Regions from separate parts of the Homo sapiens genome. Here region 1 is linked to region 2. A link is a contact called in ENCODE POLR2A ChIA-PET data. All regions are on one chromosome and are shown on one strand. Each heading gives the region's core, a stretch centred on a gene start or an enhancer-like site at or near the end of the contact. The rest is flanking DNA. Distances are from core to core; before and after follow the strand shown. Region 1 holds the start of TEF (TEF transcription factor, PAR bZIP family member). Region 2 holds the start of THAP7-AS1 (THAP7 antisense RNA 1).

Region 1 (3,682 bases), core at 1,019-3,518, about 20 Mb after region 2:
GACCAACATGGAGAAACCCCGTCTCTACCAAAAATACAAAATTAACCCCGTCTCTACTAAAAATACAAAATTAGCCGGGCGTGGTGACGCATGCCTGTAATCCCAGCTATTCGGGAAGCTGAGGCAGGAGAATCGCTTGAACCTGGGAGGCGGAGGTTGCGGTGAGCCGAGATCGCGCCATTGCACTCCAGCCTGGGCAACAACAGCAAAACTCCGTCTCAAAAAAAAAAAAAAGAAAAAAAGAAAAGAAAAGAAAAGAAAATAAAAAGAAAAGGAGGCCTGAAAAGGTAAAGCAATCGAGGCATCAGATTCAGAAAATGACTGAGGTTCAATTACAGTGGCAGTGAGAGCTTGAATTTTGGAATCAGACCTATCATCCTGTCTCTACCACCACCCAAAGTCCTTCAAATCTCTTGCTTTCCAGGCCTGGTCAGCTACCCAACTTCTTTTTCCTCCTTACCCCGCCGCAAAATTATTTTTATTTATTTATTTTTTTGACATGGAGTCTCCCTCTGTCGCCCAGGCTTGACTGCAGTGGCGCGATCTCGGCTCCCTGAAACCTCCACCTCCCAGGTTCAAACCGATTCTCGTGCCTCAGCTTCCCCAGTACCTGGGATTACAGGCGCCAGCCACCATGCCCGTCTAATTATTTCTGTACTTACAGTAGTGTCGGAGTTTCGCCCTGTTGGCCAGGCTGGTCTCGAACTCCTGACCTCAGGTGATCCGCCACCTCTGCCTCCCAAAGTGCCGGGATTACAGGCGTGAGTCACCAAGCCCAGCCCCAGCAAAATTCTGATTGCATCAGCTTGATAACTTTTAGCTGGCTGTGGGTGTCTGGATCATGCATCTACCCCCTGAACCAAGGACTATCACTATACCACCCCCCCAACCCCTCCTGCTAGAAGGGCTGGGCCACTGTAGGGATGCTGGATAAACAAGCCAAGCTCTCTGCCTTCCGGGAGTTAAGCGGGGAGTCTAATGTTGCCTGGGTTTGCAGCGGAGTCTGATCTGTACTATAAAGAGGTACAAAGTTCTGAGCGCTGTTTAGGAGCAGCTTTCCATTTGTGTACCGCGCCACATATTACATTTTTACGGATTTCTGCGGAACTCCCGGGGAGGCTTTATATTTTAAGAGAGGAGGTGGTTCTCCCACAAAACGTGGCATCGGTACCTGGTGTCAAGGAGGTTTTTGTTTTCTAGGTAAAAGAAGGGAGAGTTCTAGAAAGGAAAAGAATTTCACATCTGTTTGGGACTGTGGAGATTCTCTAGCCCAACCTCTTAATTTTATGGCCGAGGAAACAAGCTCCAGTGAAGCAACCGGACTTTCCCAAGGTCATAAGCTAGTAAGTGGGAGGGCGGAAACATGTACTCGGGCCCTGGCTCAGGTCAGAGCTTCAGGAATGCTCCCTCCACGCTAGTGTTGATCTGGATGCGTGGGCAACCCGACACCCCGCTCTAGGGCGGCCAAGCCTGCTCAGGCCATCCCTACGACTTGGCAGGTCGCGGTCCCCGGCCCTGCCCTCAGGCGACCTCTGGGTCGCGTGGGAGCAGAAGTGCGGGCTAAGCTCAGCGTCCCTGCCCCGCGACCCTGGGCAGAGTCCCCAGAACAAAAAGACCCGTCCCTCCCTTCCCCTCCCGCCCCGCCACAGCCCCGCACGTGCGGCGCCTCGTGCACCGCCCCGGGCCCCGCCCCCGCCCTCCATTGGCTGTTCCCGCGCCTTCCTCCTCTGCCCCCTCCCCCCGCGACCAGACTCGGCTGCGGCTCCACGTGACCCGCGGGGGGTGGACACGCCGCGCGAGCAGGAGCTCGGATAGGTCGCTTTGGCCGGCCTGGCCGCTCCGAGCTCCGCCCCTCTTCGGTGGCGCGTCGGGAAGGTTGCAAGTCGGGGACAAGAGGGAGAGGCTGCGGTGGTTGGGGAGGGCGGGGGTTATGAAGAGGGCGGTGAAGGGGGAACACTGGTAGGAGGGAAGGGACCGCGCCGAGGAAGGCCCACCACAAAGACTCCAGCAGGCGCCAATCAGGGGACACAGGGGCGGCGGGGCGGGGCCTCCGCGAGGGTCCTCACCTGGCCCCGCACGTGTCTATCTTATCCCGGCTGCCCGACCAATCACGGCCCGAGGATCTGCGCCTGCCCCTCTCGCAGGCTGGACCAATCCAGAGCAACGATCCGGGGAAGCTGGCCTGGCCTCATGAATAATTAATGTGCCAGAGCCGGTCCGCAGGCGGGGTAGCGATGGAAGGAGGCGGGGGCGCCATTGGGCGCCTGCGCAGTAGCTGCCCGTGTCGGCAGCTGCAGCGGGTCGCACGGCTCCGGCCCATCTCGGGGGGCGGGCGGGGGAGGCGAGGTGCGCGAGCCGAGTCCGGGGCACGATGTCCGACGCGGGCGGCGGAAAGAAGCCGCCTGTGGACCCGCAGGCAGGACCCGGTCCGGGGCCGGGGCGCGCAGCTGGGGAAAGGGGCCTGTCGGGGTCCTTCCCCCTGGTCCTGAAGAAGCTGATGGAGAACCCCCCGCGCGAGGCGCGCCTCGGTGAGGGCGGGGGGGTGGTCCGCGCGGGCTGGGGGCGGGGCTTATACAGGGGCGGGGCCTCGTGAGGGCGGGGCCGGGGAGGCAGTGGGTCAGGGAGCAGTGGTCCAGCGGAGGGGGATGGGGCCTGGATGACCAGGAGCCTGGAGGACGAGGCCGGGGGGCTGAGGACAGAGGGTCAGGGGCGGGCTGAGACGGTGGGTCTGGCGGGAGAGGGTGGGGAGAGGTTTTGAGGAGGCGGAAGGGGATCGGGAGCAGTCACTTAAATGACGCTCCAGGGCCCCTCCCCCGGGGCCACCTGCATCGGAGTCACTCGGGATGCCTGTTTAAATTGCTGGTTCCTGCGCCCCACCCAATCTGCGGTCACTGGGACAGGGGTCTTGCATTTTAAGGAGCACCCCACCGCACCCCCATTATTTTCCAAGTACACCAAAGTTTAGGAAGCGCAGGCCTAGGGTAGCGAACTGTCATCGTACGTGGCCTTACCCCTCCCGGAGGGACCTGGCTTCCTCCCTGGGTGTGAGTAGCGCCAGCTACTAGGTCCAACGGGAGCCTTTCTGTTGCGGGGCTTCTGCTGAGCGGGTGGGGGGGGTGTGGGCGAGTAGTGTGAGGCGCCTTGGGAGGGGAGTTTTGGGCCAAGCAGAGAAACGATGAGGGTCAGATGAGTCCACTGAGGCCCTTCGCCTGGTTGGTTGGGGCTGACCCTTAGATTCTGGGGCCACGGCGGCAGGACTGAGCTTCATCTTTTTGCCTAGGCCAGGAACGTCACTGGGGCGTATACGGAAAGCAGGTCTGGCCTTGTTTTTCGCCCTGGGAGATGGGGTGCAGGGAGCAGCAGGAGGGCCGCCTGTGGTGGGGTTGTGGGTGCACTGAGGTATACTTTGAGTGTGAGACCTTTGCATTTCCAAGAGCCATCAGTTATTCAGGGTTTGGGAAAGGGATAGGCCTTCGAGAGTTGTCTGGCCTGGGGAATGGATTTTCCTTTTTAAAATGCCATTTCTCTTCCTTTCCTGGGTGTATGCTGAGGCTCCCATCCCTGTGGCTGTCACTGTTGAGTTATAAATAGCTTCAGCACATCAGGTGAGGCCAGCCTCTCTCCTCCTGCTTTGGGACCTCATGTGCACAAACCCTTTTGTTTGTTTTTGAGACGGTGCTTT
Region 2 (3,431 bases), core at 687-3,186:
AGCTTGGTCAGTCTCAACCGCAGCCGCTGCTCCCGCCGCTTGCAGGCCTGCAGCTGGCGCTGGGCCTTGTCAAGGGCATCAAGGGCTGCCTCGGCTCGCCGCTTCCAGAGTAAGGCGCTGCCCACCTGGTAGCTGTGTTCATTCTGGATGTAGGCTCCGGCGGGTGGGGGCAGGCGCAGCATATACGCTGAGGGGGAGACTGGCCGTGGTTCGAGAGGGGAGGGCTGCCGCTCTGGTGAAGGCTGGGCGCTGCAGCCTGCTTCATCTGCCTGGGCACCCAAGGGGCCCAGTAGGTCTGAAAAGGGGCTGCTAAGGCCAGGCTCCAGCCTCCCAGCTGGGGAGGCCGGCAAAGTGGCAGGTGCTGAGGCCTCTTCCACAGGAAAGCAGGTGACATCAGCAGGTGGAGGTGGAGAAAATGGAGTTGTGGGCCCTCGGCCCTCGGAGCAGCTGGTAAGGGGGAAGAGAGAGACTGATGGGCTAGGCTGAGGGCTTGCCAGACCCCCCTCCACCAGCCCACCTGATCCACCCTTAACACCCAAACCCGATCCACAGGTTCTGTGTAGCAAGAACCCTGTCCAGCGAGACTGCTGGCAGACACCCCTAGGGCCCAGTCCCTCAGCCTAGGGGTGGGAGTGGGGCATCCCCCACCCATATCACATACCGCTTCCTGCATCGTCTGAGCCGGCTGACTTCAGCGGGGCCAGGTGGGTAACTGTGTCCTTTGGTCTTGGTTGTCCGGCGCAACTTGGAGAAAGACTCAAATATGGTGGGGACTGCCCCCTCCTTTAGCCTGTGATATCCACTGCGGGGAAAAGCAACCCAGATGAGCTGGAGAGCAAGTGCTGCCTCCCCAGGCCAATCTGCCCCCAGCAGCAGCGCCGTGGGATGCTGGAAGGCATCGTGCAAACAATACGTCTGGGGAACGCCAAGTTACAGCTACACCAATCGCTTCCCCGCAGGACTCCTCACAGTCCAGGTGTGTGGAAAGCCTGCATAAGCCGAGCTGGGCTGACCAGCCAGAAAGAATTCTTTGATTTGTGGACTTGCTGGCAAGACTGGGGCTCTGAAAGATACTCTCTGGAAAGGCTCCTGTTTTCCCCTTGTGTCACAGGCACAGTGATCCTGGGGGTGGGTTTCACTGTGCAGAGCTGGGAACAGGAAACAGCCCCCTTGGACGCAGGCTGCTCAAGGGACTTCCATGACCTGCAGCTGTCCCAGTCCGCCGGGAGCCCCACATCCTACCCCAGCGTCGGCCGGCAGGGAGGCCCACCTGATTCCCACCAGCTCAAAGCAGTCCTCCTCAAAGTGTTTGGAGCAGAAGTAGATGTACTCGGATGCCGGGTCCCACAGGCCCTGGCCGCTGGGGTCCAGCCGCTGGCAGTTGGCCAGCCACAAGCCTCGCCTCGGGTTGTCCTTCTTGGGAAGTCTGTGGAGCCACAAACCCGTGAGCACCAGGCTGTCCACAGCCCTGGGCTCATGCTGCCCAAGCACCCCAGAGGGGAAACGCAGACCCAACACGCGCCGCCACGAGACCTCCCTGCGACCCCGCCGGGTAAGCACCACCGCCCGGGCACAGACGAGGCAACGGAGGCCTCGAGAAGAAAAGCAGTTTCCTCAGCGTCATCTGGCAGGTAACAGAGTGGGGCGGGTCCAAGCCGGCTAGACTTCCCGTCCTCCCCTTCCCGACTGCATTCAGTCCCGCCGGGACCGTTCCGCTTCACCTCCCACCCACAGGTTCAAGCCTCCTCAGTATCTGAGAAAGGCGCGAAGCCTCTACGCAGTTGCGACCCGAGGCGAGCAACAACTAGCGCATGCGCACGTGAGCCCGCGGCGCACGCGCGCTGACCTGTGGAAGGAGATGCCGCGGTTGCGCGTCTCGCGCGTGTCCCGTGTGCAGCAGCCGGCGGCGGAGCAGTGACGCGGCATCTGGGAAAGAGGCGGGAGTTAAGTCGCAAGCGGCTCTCCGGGCATCCGGAGGAGCCTCGCGCCTCCAGCCGCCGCTCCTCCCCAAGGGGCTCTGGCCTGTCGGGTCCCCCCCGGCCCGTTGTCGCCCCAACCCCGTCCCAGCCGATTCTCTTGACTTCTGTCAGCGGCACTCACGCTCTGGCCATTGCTGCGCCGCCGAAGTCTCGCGAGGGGTAGCGCGCGCCGGAAGTTGGTACCATAGAGACTGGAGAGCCGGAGGTGCCCCCGCCACCGGGGCGGGGCGGGGCGAGGTCCTAGCTAGCTGGGTTAGTAAGCGGCGCGAGCGTGCGAGTTTCTGACGCGCCCGCGTCGTCCCAGCTCCCTGGACTACCAGTATTGTCGCCCACGTGGGCTTCTCTTTCGTCCGCTCAGGCCTCACTTTTCTCCGTAAACACCCCGGCACGATGGAGCGGCCCCAGCGTTCGGGAGCGGCCCGGGAGCGGAAAGCGGCAGTGTCCTGGGAGCCTCGAAAGCCGCAGGGGCGGCAGCTCGCCTCGGAATGACCTCTGACGGAAGAAATAAAACGGGGCCTGGGACGCTTGCACGAAAGAACCCGACAAAAACCAGAGCCCGCACTCACTCTCGTACTGGGGAGGTGGACTTCAGGGAGGGTTATCTGGAGGAGGAATCTCTCAAAGTACAACACAGGAGAAAGACAGTATCGCAATACAGAAATTTTATTTTTTATTTTATTATTATTTTCCTGAGACCGGAGTCTCGCTCTGTCGCCCAGGCTGGAGTGCAGTGGCGCGATCTCGGCTCACTGCAAACTCCGCCTCCCGGGTTCACGCCATTCGGCTGCCTCACCCTCCACAGTAGCTGGGACTACAAGCGCCCGCCACCACGCCCGGCTAATTTGCAATACGGAAATTTTAATAGGTAATTAGCTCTCCTAGCGTTATGGTGGGGAATACAGAGGGATGGTTGCCTGCCGCACCCTCCCCTCACTATTCTTCGCCTTCTTCAGCCTCAGCTTCCACGGAATCCATGCCCACATCTTCATAATCCTCCAGAGCTGCCAGATCCTCGCGGGCCTCGGAGAATTCCCCCACTGCCATGCCCTCCCCCACGTACCAGTGCACTAAGGCGCACTTGGCCGAACTTATGGTCCAGGCAGGCCCAGGCCTCCGTGATGGCCGTGGTGTTGCTCAGCATGCACACCGCCCGCTGCACTTTGGCCAGGTCTCCCACAGGGACCACCGTGGGGGGCTGGTAGTTAATGCCCACCTGTCAGAGATGGGCAGCATAGAATGAAGTTTATATTGGCCTCAGAAATGGGAGCTCATTAAAAATCAGAGCTGTGGACCAGTTCCAACACTGTGTTTTAAGAATTGCTTCTATATTTTTTGGCATTATCTGTTATCTATCGACAATTAATATCCTTTGACGACTTTTTTTTTTCTTTTCTTCTCCTTCTTCCTCCTTCTCCTCCTTCTTTGTTGTTGTTGTTGAGACAGGGTCTAGCT

Evidence for each region. ChIA-PET counts read pairs that join two places held with the same protein, here RNA polymerase II (POLR2A).
Region 1: POLR2A ChIA-PET joins it to region 2 with 10 read pairs in T-cell. The contact joins the promoter of TEF here to the promoter of THAP7-AS1 in region 2. POLR2A ChIA-PET finds 5 or more read pairs at or near these places in 2 of 52 experiments (T-cell and activated naive CD8-positive, alpha-beta T cell).

The regions. Positions count from the first base shown.
Region 1 is chr22:41,379,674-41,383,355 of GRCh38, forward strand. TEF (TEF transcription factor, PAR bZIP family member) reads left to right here and starts at 2,269. Exons shown (of 4, transcript NM_003216.4): 1 at 2,269-2,528. The coding sequence starts at 2,372. LOC105373042 (a long non-coding RNA gene) reads right to left here and starts at 2,238. Exons shown (of 3, transcript XR_938271.3): 1 at 2,067-2,238. RefSeq lists silencers at 1,488-2,087, 2,118-2,817 and enhancers at 1,952-2,246, 3,028-3,107.
Region 2 is chr22:20,999,986-21,003,416 of GRCh38, forward strand. THAP7-AS1 (THAP7 antisense RNA 1) reads left to right here and starts at 1,937. Exons shown (of 2, transcript NR_027051.1): 1 at 1,937-2,844. THAP7 (THAP domain containing 7) reads right to left here and starts at 2,133. Exons shown (of 4, transcript NM_030573.3): 1 at 1,847-2,133; 2 at 1,271-1,426; 3 at 662-802; 4 at 1-447. The coding sequence starts at 1,926. RefSeq lists an enhancer at 987-1,196 and silencers at 1,797-1,966, 1,987-2,096, 2,738-3,128.